2 separate regions of the Homo sapiens genome follow, and region 1 is linked to region 2. Evidence: chromatin loops called from intact Hi-C (ENCODE). Cell type or tissue: mesothelial cell of epicardium. All regions are shown on one strand. Each heading gives the region's core, and the rest is flanking DNA. Links, peaks and the distances in the headings are about the cores only.

What was found. A loop is a pair of places that touch in the nucleus more often than their neighbours do. Peaks named below come from ENCODE experiments on the same cell type or tissue, not always from the same donor. Only the 100,000 strongest peaks of a DNase experiment are listed, where the experiment ranks them.
Region 1: it touches region 2 in a loop (35-fold over the local background); 2 of 110 quality-filtered maps call a loop at or near these places.

The regions. Positions count from the first base shown.
Region 1 is chr16:30,543,547-30,550,543 of GRCh38, forward strand. LOC124903677 (a long non-coding RNA gene) reads right to left here and starts at 4,717. Exons shown (of 2, transcript XR_007065050.1): 1 at 4,571-4,717. In mesothelial cell of epicardium, for the core only: no CTCF peak of the experiment used is centred there; no DNase peak of the experiment used is centred there.
Region 2 is chr16:30,488,959-30,495,737 of GRCh38, forward strand. ITGAL (integrin subunit alpha L) reads left to right here. Exons shown (of 31, transcript NM_002209.3): 10 at 124-197; 11 at 296-428; 12 at 5,254-5,405; 13 at 5,755-5,892. Among named protein-coding and RNA genes, the nearest start is that of ITGAL-AS1, 7.2 kb to the right of the region's middle. In mesothelial cell of epicardium, for the core only: no CTCF peak of the experiment used is centred there; no DNase peak of the experiment used is centred there.

The DNA of each region.
Region 1 (6,997 bases), core at 975-5,974, 56 kb after region 2:
TTTGTGGGTTGTTATGGCTCCTAATACGGGTTTATCACAGCTGTGGTAGGGGGATAGGTTGCGTAAATAGGGATGTAAGGTTGTAACAGCTGGACCCAACTCATTAGCTAACTGAGGGGAGATTTCTGTTAATGCCTGCATGTCGAGTTCGAGGGGGCTGTTAATGAGGATTTCGGGATGGTAGGTTACTTGGGTGGAAGTCCAGTTACAGGCTGAGGCAGGGATTGCATTGTATATTGTGGAGAGGAGGGATAGAGGAGGTTCCTGGAGGTAGGGGTTTAGCTTCAATTACTCGGCCAAGGAAAACAACTGCATACCCAGCAATTTTGGGGGAGCCAGTGGGTACGGAAGAGGAGCTATCTATAAATAGCTGGTCATTGGGGTTGGTGAGAGGCTGGGAGGAAATGTTTAGAAAGTGTGGCTGCAGGTGATCTAGGATGTTAGTATAAGAATGAGTAGAAGGGGAAGAAGATACAGGGAGTAAGGATGCTGGGTTGAGGGGAGCACTTTTGAAAAGACTGAATTTGGGATTTTCGATAAAGAAGGCATGGAGTAAGCCGGGCGCGGTGGTTGACGCCTGTAATCCTAGCACTTTGGGAGGCTGAGGCGGGTGGATCACCTGAGGTCAAGAGTTCGGGACCAGCCTGGCCAACATGGTGAAACCCCCTCTCTACTAAAAATACAAAAATTAGCCAGGCGTGGTGGCACACGCCTGTAATCCCAGCTATGCAAGACACTGAGGCAAGAGCGAAACTCCATCTCAAAAAAAAAAAAAAAAAAGGCATGGAGTGATTGAATCCATGAAGGAGAAAGGGAGCCTAATGCTCAGGAGGAGAGGAGATCTTGTAGATTATGAGGACTGCAGACGGTGGTATTCTGGCTGAAAGTTAGTTTCCTGCTTTTTAGAGCTAAAATGGCCACCACTGCTAGTGCTTTAAGGCAGGTTGGCCACCCTTTGACTGTGTCATCTAGTTGTTTAGAGAGGTAAGTTACAGGGGCAAAAGAAGGAGGATTTTTTTCCTGTTGTCCTAAGACATCGAGGGTTATTCCTCAGTTTTTGGAAGTATGGAGAGTGAAAGGTTGGGAGATAATAGGTAAGGACAGAGTTGGTGCAGTGACGAGCGGTTTTGAGTTTGTAGAAGCTGGGGAGTATGTTATGTGAGGGTTTTAGGGGTTCATCGAGAGGGTGTTTGGCCGCTTTATAGAGGGGGCAAGCTAGGAGGGTAAAGTTGAGAATCCATATTCTAAAGAAGCCTGCTAACCCTGGGAAGGAAAGGATTTCTCGTTTGGAAGAGCGCGGGGGGTAGATTATTAATGCTGCTCAGGCTGGGGTCACAGTCCAGGCCCCAGGGGAAGTTGAATTTCTAAGTAGGTTACCATGGAGGTGGAGAATAGTGTGGAGTTTTGAAAAGGGTATCTCTGCCCAGGAGCGGAGTTGGACATGAGGGCAGGACTAAGGAAGAGTGAGTGAAGGAAAAACTGTGCAGGGAGCAGAAGAGTGGAGGGGTGGCTCGGGGTTTGGTGACTTGTCCATCAATTCCTACAACAGAGACCTGGGAGGACTGGGTGGGTCCTGAAAAATTAGGTAAAGCAGAGTAGTTTGTCCCGGTATTAATTTAAAAAATATATATACTGGCCCATTTGCCACCATTAGGGTTATTTTGGCTTGAATGAAGAGATGGTAGTTGCTGGGGGCGTTCATTCCAGGGCACCGTCAAGTCTTCAGTGGCAAGGCCGATGAAATCCGAGTAGGAGGTTTTGGCTGGCTCAGGAGGGGATGGGGGCAGTCCTTGCTGGGGCCACTCACAGTCTGACTTCCAGTGGGGTCCTCCACAGAGGGGGCATGGCCTGGTGGGCTTTCCTGGGTTTGGGCATTGTCTGGACCAGTGGCCTTTATTGCCACACTTGGAACAGGTGCCAGGTGGAAGTGAATTGTTAGGAGGCTTCCATGTGGAGCTGCGGTCCCGTGGGCCTGCAGGGCCTCTAATGGCAAAGGCAAGCATTTGAAACTTTGCCTGTTTTTGCCTTTTATTTTCCTCATTATGATTGTTAAAGATTTTGAAGGCTAAATTAAGAAGGTCTCATTGTGGGGTTTGAGGGCCATTGTCAAGCTTCTGAAACTTGCATCAAATATTGGGAGTGGATTGGGAGATGAACTGAAGGTTTAAAATATTGGGAGACAAACTGAAGGTTTAAAATAGTGTTTCTTTTTGGGCTGGCTGGGTCTGGGTTGGTATATTTTCTCATGGCTTCAGTTAAATCAGAGAGAAAAAGGGCTGGGTTTTCGTTAGGAACCTTGGGTGATTTCTGAAAGTTTTTTATAGTTTACCGCTTTATAGGCAAACTTTTGGAGTCCTGTAAAGAGACATACAATCATGTGGTCTCAATGGTGGCGTCCAGAGGCCCCGTCTTGATAATCCTAGGGTGGTCCTGGTTGGGGACTGCCTTTGCACCAGTAGGCTGGGCAGGAGCCTGGTGATGAATGGTATCAGCATGTGCCTGATCTAGGGTCCAGTTATGGTCTCGGTCTTCTGGGGTGAGGGTAGAAGAGAGGATGATGTAGGGGTTATGCTAGGTTAGTTCATAAGACTGGGTAAGGTACTGAAACTTCCTAATATAAGAGGTAGGGTCTTCTGGAAATGAACCAAGTCTTTTGTTAATTACAGAGAGATCAGTGAGGGAGAAGGGAACATAAACTCTAACAATACTTTCAGCTCCTGCTGCTTCCTGAAGGGGAAGTAAGGGAGCTGGTTGCTGAACATGTTGGGCCCAAGAGCGGGTGAGGGGTGGAGACGGAGAGGAACCAGAGTCAGAAGCGGGGTGGTTTGAGAGACGGGGAGAAGGGTAGAGCTGGAACGGGGACATACAGTGGAGGATTAGGATGCTCCTGTGGAGGATCGTGATGCTGTCGGGGAGGGGGAAAATTGGCAGAGTCAAAGGAAGAGGAATCGTCCTAAGCTGGGGCTGTGGGGAGGAGGATAGGAGGCGAGTCAGATTTGGAGCGGACAAGGAGGATTTAGAAAGTAGAACAAGACTGACAGAGGGAATGGCAGTTACAGAGAGTGAAGATGTAGCAGGACAACCTGCAGACAAAACCCTTCAGACACCGAGTTAAAGAAGGAAGGGCTTTATTCGGCCAGGTGCTTCAGCAAGACTCACTTCTCCAACAACCAAGCTCCCCGAGTGAGCAATTCCTATCCCTTTTAAGGGCTCACAACTCTAAGGGGGTCCACGTGAGAGGGTTGTGATCTATTGAGCAAGCACGGGGCACATGACTGGGGGCTGCATGCACCGGTAATTAGATCGGAACAGAACAGGACAGGGATTTTCTTTTTTTTTGAGACAGAGTCTCGCTGTGTCACCCAGGCTGGAGTGCAGTGGCGCGATCTCTGCTCACTGCAAGCTCCGTCTCCCAGGCTCACACCATTCTCCTGCCTCAGCCTCCCAAGTAGCTGGGACTACAGGCGCCCGCCATCACGCCCGGCTAATTTTTTGTACATTTAGTAGAGACGGGGTTTCACCATGTTAGCCAGGATGGTCTCAATCTCCTGCCCTTGTGATCCACCCGCCTCGGCCTCCCAAAGTGCTGGGATTACAGGCGTGAGCCACCGCGCCCAGCCCAGGACAGGGATTTTCACAGTGCTTTTCTATACAATGTCTGTAATCTATAGATAAGATAACCGATTAGGTCAGGGGTCGATCTTTAACTACCGGGCCCAGTGTGTGGCACTGGGCTGTCTGCTTGTGGATTTCATTTCTGCCTTTTACTTCTTCTTTCTTTGGAGGCAGAAATTGGGCATAAAACAATATGAGGGGTGGTCTCCTCCCTTAAAGAAAACCTGAACATAAGGAATCTCAGACCATTTCCCACTGTGATGGCAAAAGTTGTAAAGTGCTATTTTTGGGCCATTGGGAGCCACTGTCCAGTTGGTATTGAGGCCATGTGGTATTGCAGTAAAAGATAAGCCTCTTAGAACAGACCTCTGGGCCGGGTGTGGTGGCTCACGCCTGTAATCTCAGCACTTTGGGAGGCCGAGGCGGGCGGATCATGAGGTCAGGAGATCGAGACCATCCTGGCTAACACGGTAAAACCCCGTCTCTACTAAAAATACAAAAAATTAGCCGAGCGTGGTGGCGGGCACCTGTAGTCCCAGCTACTCGGGAGGCTGAGGCAGGAGAATGGCGTGAACCCAGGAGGCGGAGCTTGCAGTGAGCCGAGATCATGCCACTACACTCCAGCATGGGCAACAGAGCGAGACTCCGTCTCAAAAAAAAAAAAAAAGAACGGACCTCTGAATGGAGCCCGAGAGCATTGAGATTGCGGAATGGAGGAGGTAGGGGTAGAGGAAGAAGAGACTGCTGCTGACAAGGACGGTGGGAGAGGGCGTCCCCTTTCTTGCGGAACTTGTCCGGAATAGAGGAGGTAACTGCCGTGTCAGGCATCCCTAAAATGGAGGAACCAGAGGCCCACAGGCCGGAGGAAGCCCTTGGCCCAGCGCTGGGTCTTTCAGAAATGGAGAGATGGATGGTCAAGGGTTCTGAGGAACGGCAACAGTCTCTTTTTACTCACCCTGGTGGAGGTGGTGGATGAAGTCGTCAGCAATGGGAGAGTCTAGGAGATTCTCTGGGTCTTTGGCAGGTTCAGGGAAGGGGAGATTGGCTGGAAGAGGGGTGATAGGGTAGGGAGTAGGGAGGGAGACAGACAGAGAGAGTGAGTGAGTGAGTGAGTCCTGGCCAGAGGCTATCCCCTTCCCGGGTTTTGGCACCAGAATGTAAGGTCAGCCAAGAGAAAGGAAAAACAGACCCAAAGTTAGGCAGGTAACTTTTTATTAACCTGCTGGCTGCTCCCTTAACAGTCAGAGAGGAAGTAGCCCCAAGCTTACAGAATGAGGGGTTTATATTGGGGAGGGGAGTTTGATGGAGTTCTTTCGTATGGCCGCATCCTGGGGTTGTTTGCTGGTTAATTTTGCTACATATTACCTTGTGACGTTTATTACAGGAGGGTGTAGGTAAAGTTTGTTTATGTTTCCCATGACCTCCCCCTGTGCAGTGTGGGTGGTTTGTAATTGGGGTTTGCTTATTGCAGCAAGGTCTGATAAGCAAAGTCTGCTGGCTTCACCGTGGTGCCTAGGTAAGGGCTTAGAAATGTAAAGAGGCTTGGGGGATGGGTGGACAGCACCAAGAAGGTTTCTTGGGCAGTTTGTCCCTAACAGAGGGCTGGTTTGGAGTCAGGGAATCCTGGGGAAGAACACTGACCACTCAGGAAACATATCAAAAAACAGACACATATCCTAAGTCTACATTCATTTCATAAAAATGTATTGGCCCCCTCTTGTGTGCCAAGCATTATTCTTGGGTGGCGAAGACATTGGTGAGGCAAGATAAAGTCCCTGCACTAAGTTTACACTAAGCTGGGGGAGAGAGATACCAGGTATGAATTCAGCTGACACGAGTTTGGGGAAGACCTTCTAGGCAGATTGTGTCCAGGATAAAAACACAGAGGCACAGTTCTGAGGCTTCTAGCATGGGACAGACAGACTCCTGGAGGAATTTCTTAGAGATAGCATTGAAGGTCATTGACAGAGGAATTTGATTTGCAAGTGTAGCCTATATAGAACAGAGTAGCTAGAACAAAGGCTCATTAAGATAGAGGCATGGGCTCTATTAGCTGGGCGTGGTGGCAAGTGCGTGTGGTCCCAGGTACTTGGGAGGCTGAGGTGGGAGGATCACTTGAGTCCAGGAGGTTGAGGCTGCAGTGGGCCCAGATCACGCCACTACACTCCAGCCTGGGCGACAGAGCGAGACCCTGTCTCAAAAAAGTGTTCATAGCCAGTACCCCCATGACCTTCCAGGCCCATGGCAAACCAACCTTCTCAAAGTCAAACCCCCATCTTTCCCTACAGGCAAACGATCCCACTTAGCTCCAGCTAAATGGATGGAATCTTTGTTCTCTGAACGTGCCTGTTTTTTTCTGGAGACAGAGTCAGTCTTCTTCTGTCACTCAGCAAAGTGCTGAGATTACAGGCATGAGTCACTGCCTGGCCTGACATGCCTTTATCTCTCTCTCTTTTTTTTTTTTTTGAGATGGAGTCTCACTCTGTCGACCAGGCTGGAGTGCAGTGGCGTGATCTCGGCTCACTGCAACCTCCGCCTCCTGGGTTCAAGTGATTCTCCTGCCTCAGCCTCCTGAGTAGCTGAGACTACAGGCGCCTGCAATCACACCCAGCTAATTTTTGTGTTTTTAGTAGAAATGGGGTTTCACCATGTTGGCCAGGCTGGTCTTGATCTCTTGACCTCGTGATCCACCCACCTCGGCCTCCCAAAGTGCTGAGATTACATGTGTGAGCCACCGCGCCTAGCTAATTGTTGTAGAGATGGGTTTTCGCCATGTTGCCCAGACTGGTCTTAAACTTCTGGGGCTCAAGTGATCTGCTCCCATTGGGCTCCCAAAGTGCTGGGATTATAGGCATGAGCCACTGCGCCTGGCAACCTACATTTTTAAAAGACACTCAGCCAGGCACAGTGGTTCACACCTGTAATCCCAGCACTTTGGGAGGCTGAGATGGGAGGATCACTCAAGGTCAGGAGTTTGAGACCAGCCTGGGCTCCTGAGACAGGTTCCAAAAATAAAAACCCATAACAACAAAAGAAAGACCAGCCTGGGTGACAGAGTGAGAACTTTTCTCTAAAAAATTTTTTTTTTTTAATTAGCCAGGTATAATGGTGCACACTTGTAGTCCCAGCTATGCAGGACTGAGGCGGGAGGATGGCTTGAGCCCAGGAATTCAAGGCTGCAGTGAGCTAAGATCACACCACTGCATTCTAACCTGGGTGACACAGACAGACCGTCTCAAAATAATAATAATGATAATAATAATAAAAGATAACCTCGTGATTCTGCATCAGGGAGGCCTTATTTGAAAATACTAGCCTAGTATTAACTTCTTTGGGTCATATACATCTTTGCATGCCTACATGCCTATTCCTAGAGACACAC
Region 2 (6,779 bases), core at 1-5,000:
TCACATGCATGCCTTCTACCTTACCCAGAAGTAAATACCTCACTTCTTCCCCGTCCTGCCATGAATTTTTTTCACTGCATTTACTGCTGTTGGGTCTCACCTGTTCTCTGCTTTGTTCCCCAGGCACAAGCAAACAGGACCTGACTTCCTTCAACATGGAGCTGTCCTCCAGCGGCATCAGTGCTGACCTCAGCAGGGTGCGTGCTGGGCTGGAGCAATGGGCTGCAGGGAGTGCAGTTGGCTCTGGGGGGTGGGTCGGTGGGTAGCTGACCCGCTCATCTCCTTCCCTGGGCAGGGCCATGCAGTCGTGGGGGCAGTAGGAGCCAAGGACTGGGCTGGGGGCTTTCTTGACCTGAAGGCAGACCTGCAGGATGACACATTTATTGGGAATGAACCATTGACACCAGAAGTGAGAGCAGGCTATTTGGGTGAGTACTTCTCTTTTCTGCTGGGATCTTCTGGTTGTTGAGGTCAGATGGTCGCTCAGCCTGGCTTCCAAAACAATAATGAAAGCAGTTAAGCAACCAGCATGAACAAAGTCAGAGTTTAAATATGGCTATAACATTCATAATTTATTGTCTGTATTTTCTGATGCTTTGACATCTTGGGGCCGTGCTAATCCTGAAAAGACTACCTCTCCCAGGGTAGGCAAATTCCTAGAGATAGTAAACAACTTGCCTGTGAATATGCCTTGTAGCTGGTCCTAGTGGCTCATGCCTGTAATCCCAGCAGTTTGGGAGGCTGAGGCAGGTGGATCACCTGAAGTCAAGAGTTCAAGACCAGCATGGCCAACATGGTGAAACCCTGTCTCTACTAAAAATACAAAAGTTAGCCAGGCATGGTGGCGCATGCCTGTAGTCCCAGCTCTTCTGGAGGCTGAGGCAGGAGAAACGTTTGAACCTGAGAGGAGGAGGTTGCAGTGAGTGGAGATCACGCAGCTGCGCACCAGTCTGGGCAAAAGAGCAAGACTCTGTCTCAACAAACAGGGCCGAGCACAGTGGCTGACACCTGTAATCCCAGCACTTTGGGAGGCTGAGGCAGGTGAATCACCTGAGGTCAGGAGTTCGAGACCAGCCTGGCCAACATGGCAAAACCCCATCTCTACTAAAAATACAAAAATTAGTCGGGCATGATGGCGGGTGCCTTTAATTCCAGCTACTCAGGGGGCTGAGGCAGGAGAATCGCTTGAACCCAGGAGGCGGAGGTTGCAGTGAACTGAGGATCATGCCACTGCACTCCAGCCAAGATGACAGAGCGAGACTCCGTCTTAAAAAAAAAAAAAAAAAAAAGGCCTTTTATATGCAAACCAGCCAATTCCGAGCCCATATCCTCAGCCACCTCCTTTGTCTAATCCTTACACAATAAGCCGATAGTTCCTCTGCCCTAAATCAGCTCAGAGCCAGGCATCAGTCAACCAGAGGCCACCGCTATAGCCCAGAGCCAGCCAAAATTATTCAAACTGTGCAATCCTAAACTTGCTTGAACTTGCCAACCTAGCTCGCCACCCTTCCTTGTGGAAACCACAAGAAGAGCTCTGGGCCATGCTCTTCCCTGGCTCCTCCTGCCTCTTCACTAATGTAGTGTTTCCCTCTCTGGCCCTGCATGGCATCCAGTGCCTACTCCCTCTTGGAACTGTGGCTAGTAAACTTCTTTCAATGACAGTGACTCTCTGTATCATCAGTCACACCTATATATTAAATCCCAGGCACATTTTAAAACAACCTGCCTTATTAGTAAGAGGACTGGCCACTCCTTTTTAAGGCTTCCTCCTCTTGAATTGTCCAAGAGCACCTGAGGTCAAGAGTTCAAGACCAGCCTGGCCAACATGGTGAAACCCCGTCTCTACTAAAAACACAAAAAAATTAGCTGGACGTGGTGACACGCACCTGTAGTCCCAGCTACTTGGGAGGCTGAGGCAGGAGAATCACTTGAACCTGGGAGGCGGAAGTTACAGTGAGCCGAGATTGCACTACTGCACTCCAGCCTGGGTGACAGAGAGAGACTTTGTCTCAAAAAAAAAAAAAAAATTAGTTGGGCATGGTTGTGCATGCCTGTGGTCCCAGCTACTTGGGAGGCTGAGATGGGAGGATCACTTGAGCCTGGGAGGTTAAGGTTGCAGTGAAAAAAAAAAAAGAAGAAATGACTCTAAAATTTAATCTCTAGCTGGGTGTGGTGGCTCACACTGTAATCCCAGCACTTTGGGAAGCTGAGGCTGGCAGATCATTTGAGGTCAGGAGTTCGAGACCAGCTTGGCCAACATGGTGAAAGTCCGTCTCTATAAAAATGCAAAAAATTAGCCAGGCATGGTGGCATGCACCTGTAATCCCAGCTACTCGGGAGGCTGAGGTAGGAGAATCTCTTGAACTCTGGAGGTACAGGTTGCAGTGAGCCGAGATCGTACCACTGCAGTCCAGCCTGGGTGACAGAGCAAAACTCTGTCTCAAAAAAAAAGAAAAAAGAAAAAAAGTTTAATCTCTAGTTAGACACCCACCCCACTATACACACACATAAATATATACATATATGTGGATAGATAAATAAACAGAATCCTGAGTGTCTACTATGCTACTTATCCTTCAGATCTCAGTTTAGCTATCACTAGTGTAGCACTAAGCATTTTATATACATGTCTTATTTAACTCTCAAAACACACCCCATGAGATTGGTACTGTTCCTTTTTTTTTTCTTTAGACATAGGGTCTCACTTTGTCACCTAGGCTGGAGTGCAGTGGCACCATCTTGGCTCACTGCTGCCTTGACCTCCTGGCTTTGAGCAATCCCCCTTCCTCAGCCTCCCAAAGTGCTGAGGTTATAGCCGTGAGCCACAATGTCCAGCCTCTTCCCTTTTTGTAGATGAGAAAACTGAGGCACAGAGGCATGAAGCAATTTACTTAACTACTACACAGCTAGGAAGCAGTAGCACTAGGATTTAAACCTTGTCTCATGGAGTTCAAGAATTTGGAGTTCTTAACCCTTGTGCTTCCAGACTCCATACGACAATAGGGAAGCGGTTCCGTCTCTTCACTCTTCCTTCCATGTGCTGTAGGGCCTTGGACAGCTCTGTTTTCTTCACTCACTTTCAACTGCTCTGCACAGAGACCATCAGATGGGGTCAGTGACTCATCTCAGAGGATTCTTGCTGGTGGCTCTTGGCTCTAGCCCAATCTTGGGTCCAATTTCCTGCAGTGTTTCCTCGAACATTCAATAGAGGTTGTCCTGGTATCTTAGAGGAAAGAACCTCATTACAGGAAGTTGAAGATGAAGACAGCCTGACACTGACATGATATCTTTTTTTTCTTTTTTTTTTTTTTTGAGACTGAGTCTCTCTGTCGCCCAGGCTGGAGTGAAGTGGCGCGATCTTAGCTCACTGCAACCTCCACCTCCCAGGTTCAACTGATTCTCTTGCCTCAGCCTCCTGAGTAGCCGGGACTACAGGTGCCCGCCACCACGCCCAGCTAATTTTTTGTATTTTTAGTAGTGATGGGGTTTCACCATGTTGACCAGGCTGGTCTCAAACTCCTGACCTCAGGTGATCCACCCGCCTTGGGCTCCCAGAGTGCTGGGATTACAGGCGTGTGCCACCGCTCCCGGCCAACATGGTATCTTTTTTTTTTTTGAGACGGAGTCTTGCTCTGTCACCCAGGCTGGAGTGCAGAGGCGCTATCTCAGCTCACTGCAAGCTCCGCCTCCTGGGTTCACGCCATTCTCCTGCCTCAGCCTCTCGAGTAGCTGGGACTACAGGTGCCCGCCACCATGCCCAGCTAATTTTTTGTATTTTTAGTAGAGACGGGGTTTCACCGTGGTCTCGATCTCCTGACCTCGTGATCCGCCTGCCTCGGTCTCCCAAACTGCTGGGATTACAGGCGTGAGCCACCGCGCCCGGCAACATGATATCTTTAAGCATGAAAATTTTTCAAGTTTCCTGCTTTATTTTATTTTGTTAGAGACAGGGTCTCACTCTGTCACCCAGGCTAGAGTGTAATGGCACCATCGTAGTTCAAGGCAGCCTTGAACTCCTGGGTTCAAGCAATCCTTTTGCCTCTCAGCCTCTCTAGTACCTGGGATCACAGGTGTGCATCACCACACCTGGCTAGTTTTTGTAATTTTTTGTAGAGACGGGGTCTCACTATGTTTCCCAGGCTGGTCTCAAACTTCTGGCCTAAGTGATCCTCCTACCTCGGCTTCCCAAAATGTTAGGATTACAGGTGTGAGCCACTGCACTTGGCCCAGACATGCTTTATTTTTAATATCCATGCCAACTTTGCATTCTTCTGACTAATATATACCATTTTATTTTATTTTATTTTATTTTATTTTATTTTATTTATTTATTTATTTTGAGACGGAGTCTCGCTCTGTCGCCCGGGCTGGAGTGTAGTAGCGAAATCTCAGCTCGCTTCAAGCTCCCCCTCCCAGGTTCACATTCTCCTGTCTCAGCCTCCCAAGTAGCTGGGACTACAGGCGCCTACCACCACGTCCAGCTAATTTTTTGTATTTTTAGTAGAGACGGCGTTTCACCGTGTTAGCCACGATGGTCTCGATCTCCTGACCTTGTGATCCACCTGCCTCGGCCTCCCAAAGCGCTGGGATTACAGGCGTGAGCCACCGCACCTGGACTCCCATTTTAATTTATTATTTAAGAAAAAAGAGGCCGGGCACAGTGGCTTATGCCTGTAACCCCAGCACTTTGGGAGGCTGAGGTGGGTGGATCACCTGAGGCCAGGAGTTTGAGACCATCCTGGCCAACATGGCAAAACCCTGTTTCTACTAAAAATACAAAAAATTATCTGGGTGTGGTGGCTGGGCGCCTGTAATCCCAGCTATTTGGGAGGTTGAGGCAGGAGAATTGCTTGAACCCGGGAGGCGGAGGTTGCAGTGAGCTGAGATCACGCCATTGCATTCCAGCCTGGGCAAGAGAGCGAGACTCTGTCTCTAAAAAAGAAGAAAGAATGGAGTCTTCCTTACTAATCCTCAGGTAAACTGAGGCTCAGAAGAGGCTCCACGCTCCACTTGTTGTGCATAGCTGCTTTTCCCTGGGTGTGCATGTCACCCACAGTTGAAGACATGCCATCCCCAAGATGGCAGGATTTGTTTGGCTGGGAGCACATGGATGCTTTTCTCAGGAGAAGGTCTTCAGCTGTTTCCATGCATCTCTGCTACTAACCCAATTCCCTGGGGCCCCTGCCCCTCTCCTGCTGGGTGTTCTTCCAGCATCCTGTGTTCCTAACTCCACACCCCACACACTTTCCTCAGGTTACACCGTGACCTGGCTGCCCTCCCGGCAAAAGACTTCGTTGCTGGCCTCGGGAGCCCCTCGATACCAGCACATGGGCCGAGTGCTGCTGTTCCAAGAGCCACAGGGCGGAGGACACTGGAGCCAGGTCCAGACAATCCATGGGACCCAGGTGCGCCCAGTCCGAGGGCATCTGCAGACCAGGGACTGGCGGGACACACATCACACTCCCTTCTGTCCTTTGAATGCTCATCCACTTACCATGTGGCAGCCCCTGTGCTAAACATGATCACATTTATCCCTCATAACACACAGAGGTAAGCCCTGTCATCTCCCTCTCTAGTTTAAGAAACTGAACCTCAAAGAGCCCACCTTGTCTTAACGCACATAGACTAGGGGTGGATCCAAGATTGGAACCTGCATTTGAGGGAGTGGCACAAGATGAACACGGTACAGGTATCTCCCTGCCAACCCCTGCTGTTCCCACAGGCGCTTCCCCAAACACCTGCCTCTCCCCACAGATTGGCTCTTATTTCGGTGGGGAGCTGTGTGGCGTCGACGTGGACCAAGATGGGGAGACAGAGCTGCTGCTGATTGGTGCCCCACTGTTCTATGGGGAGCAGAGAGGAGGCCGGGTGTTTATCTACCAGAGAAGACAGGTGGGGCCAGGATCTGGAGCTGAGAGGGAGGAGGGAGAGCAGCAGAGATTCGCAGCTCCCAGTTATTCTGAAGGCTTTCTCTGTCTGGTCACGTGGCGATCAAACTTTTAGAACGACAGAGAGGCAATAGCAAATCCTCACTGGGGAAAGACTGTATGCAGGGTCCAGTGCCAATATTTCTTTTTTCTTTTGAGACAGAGTCTCGCTCTTATGGCCCAGGCTAGAGTGCAGTGGCACGATCTCGGCTCACTGCAACCTCCACCTCCCAGGTTCAAGGGATTCTCCTGCCTCAGCCTCCCGAGTAGCTGGGATTACAGGCATGTGCCACCATGCCCAGCTAATTTTTGTATTTTTAGTAGACATGGGGTTTCACCATGTTGGTCAGGCTGGTCTCGAACTCCTGACCTCAGGTGATCCACCCACCTCGGCCTCCCAAAGTGTTCGGATTACAGGTGCCTGCCGCCACACCCAGCTAATTTTTGTATTCTTAGTAGAGACCATGTTTCGACATGTGGGCCAGGCTGGTCTCTAATCCTGACCTCAGGTGATCCACCCGCCTCGGCCTCCCAAAATGCTGGGATTACAGGCGTGAGCCGCTGCACCTGGTAGGCAGCGCCAAACTTTTTATAGATATGACCTCCCTTTCCTCATGACCACCTGCTGAGATACTACAAGCTTTATTTTATAAATGGGAATCCCTGGGGTGCGGTGGCTCATGCCTGTAATCCCAGCACTTTGAGAGGCTGAGGCAAGATGATTGCTTGAAGCCAGGAGTTCAAGACCAGCCTGGGCAACATGACAAGACCCTGTTTCTACAAAAATAAAAATAAATAAATTAAAATTTTAAAGTTAGCCAGATGTGGTGGTACATACCTGTAGTCCCAGCT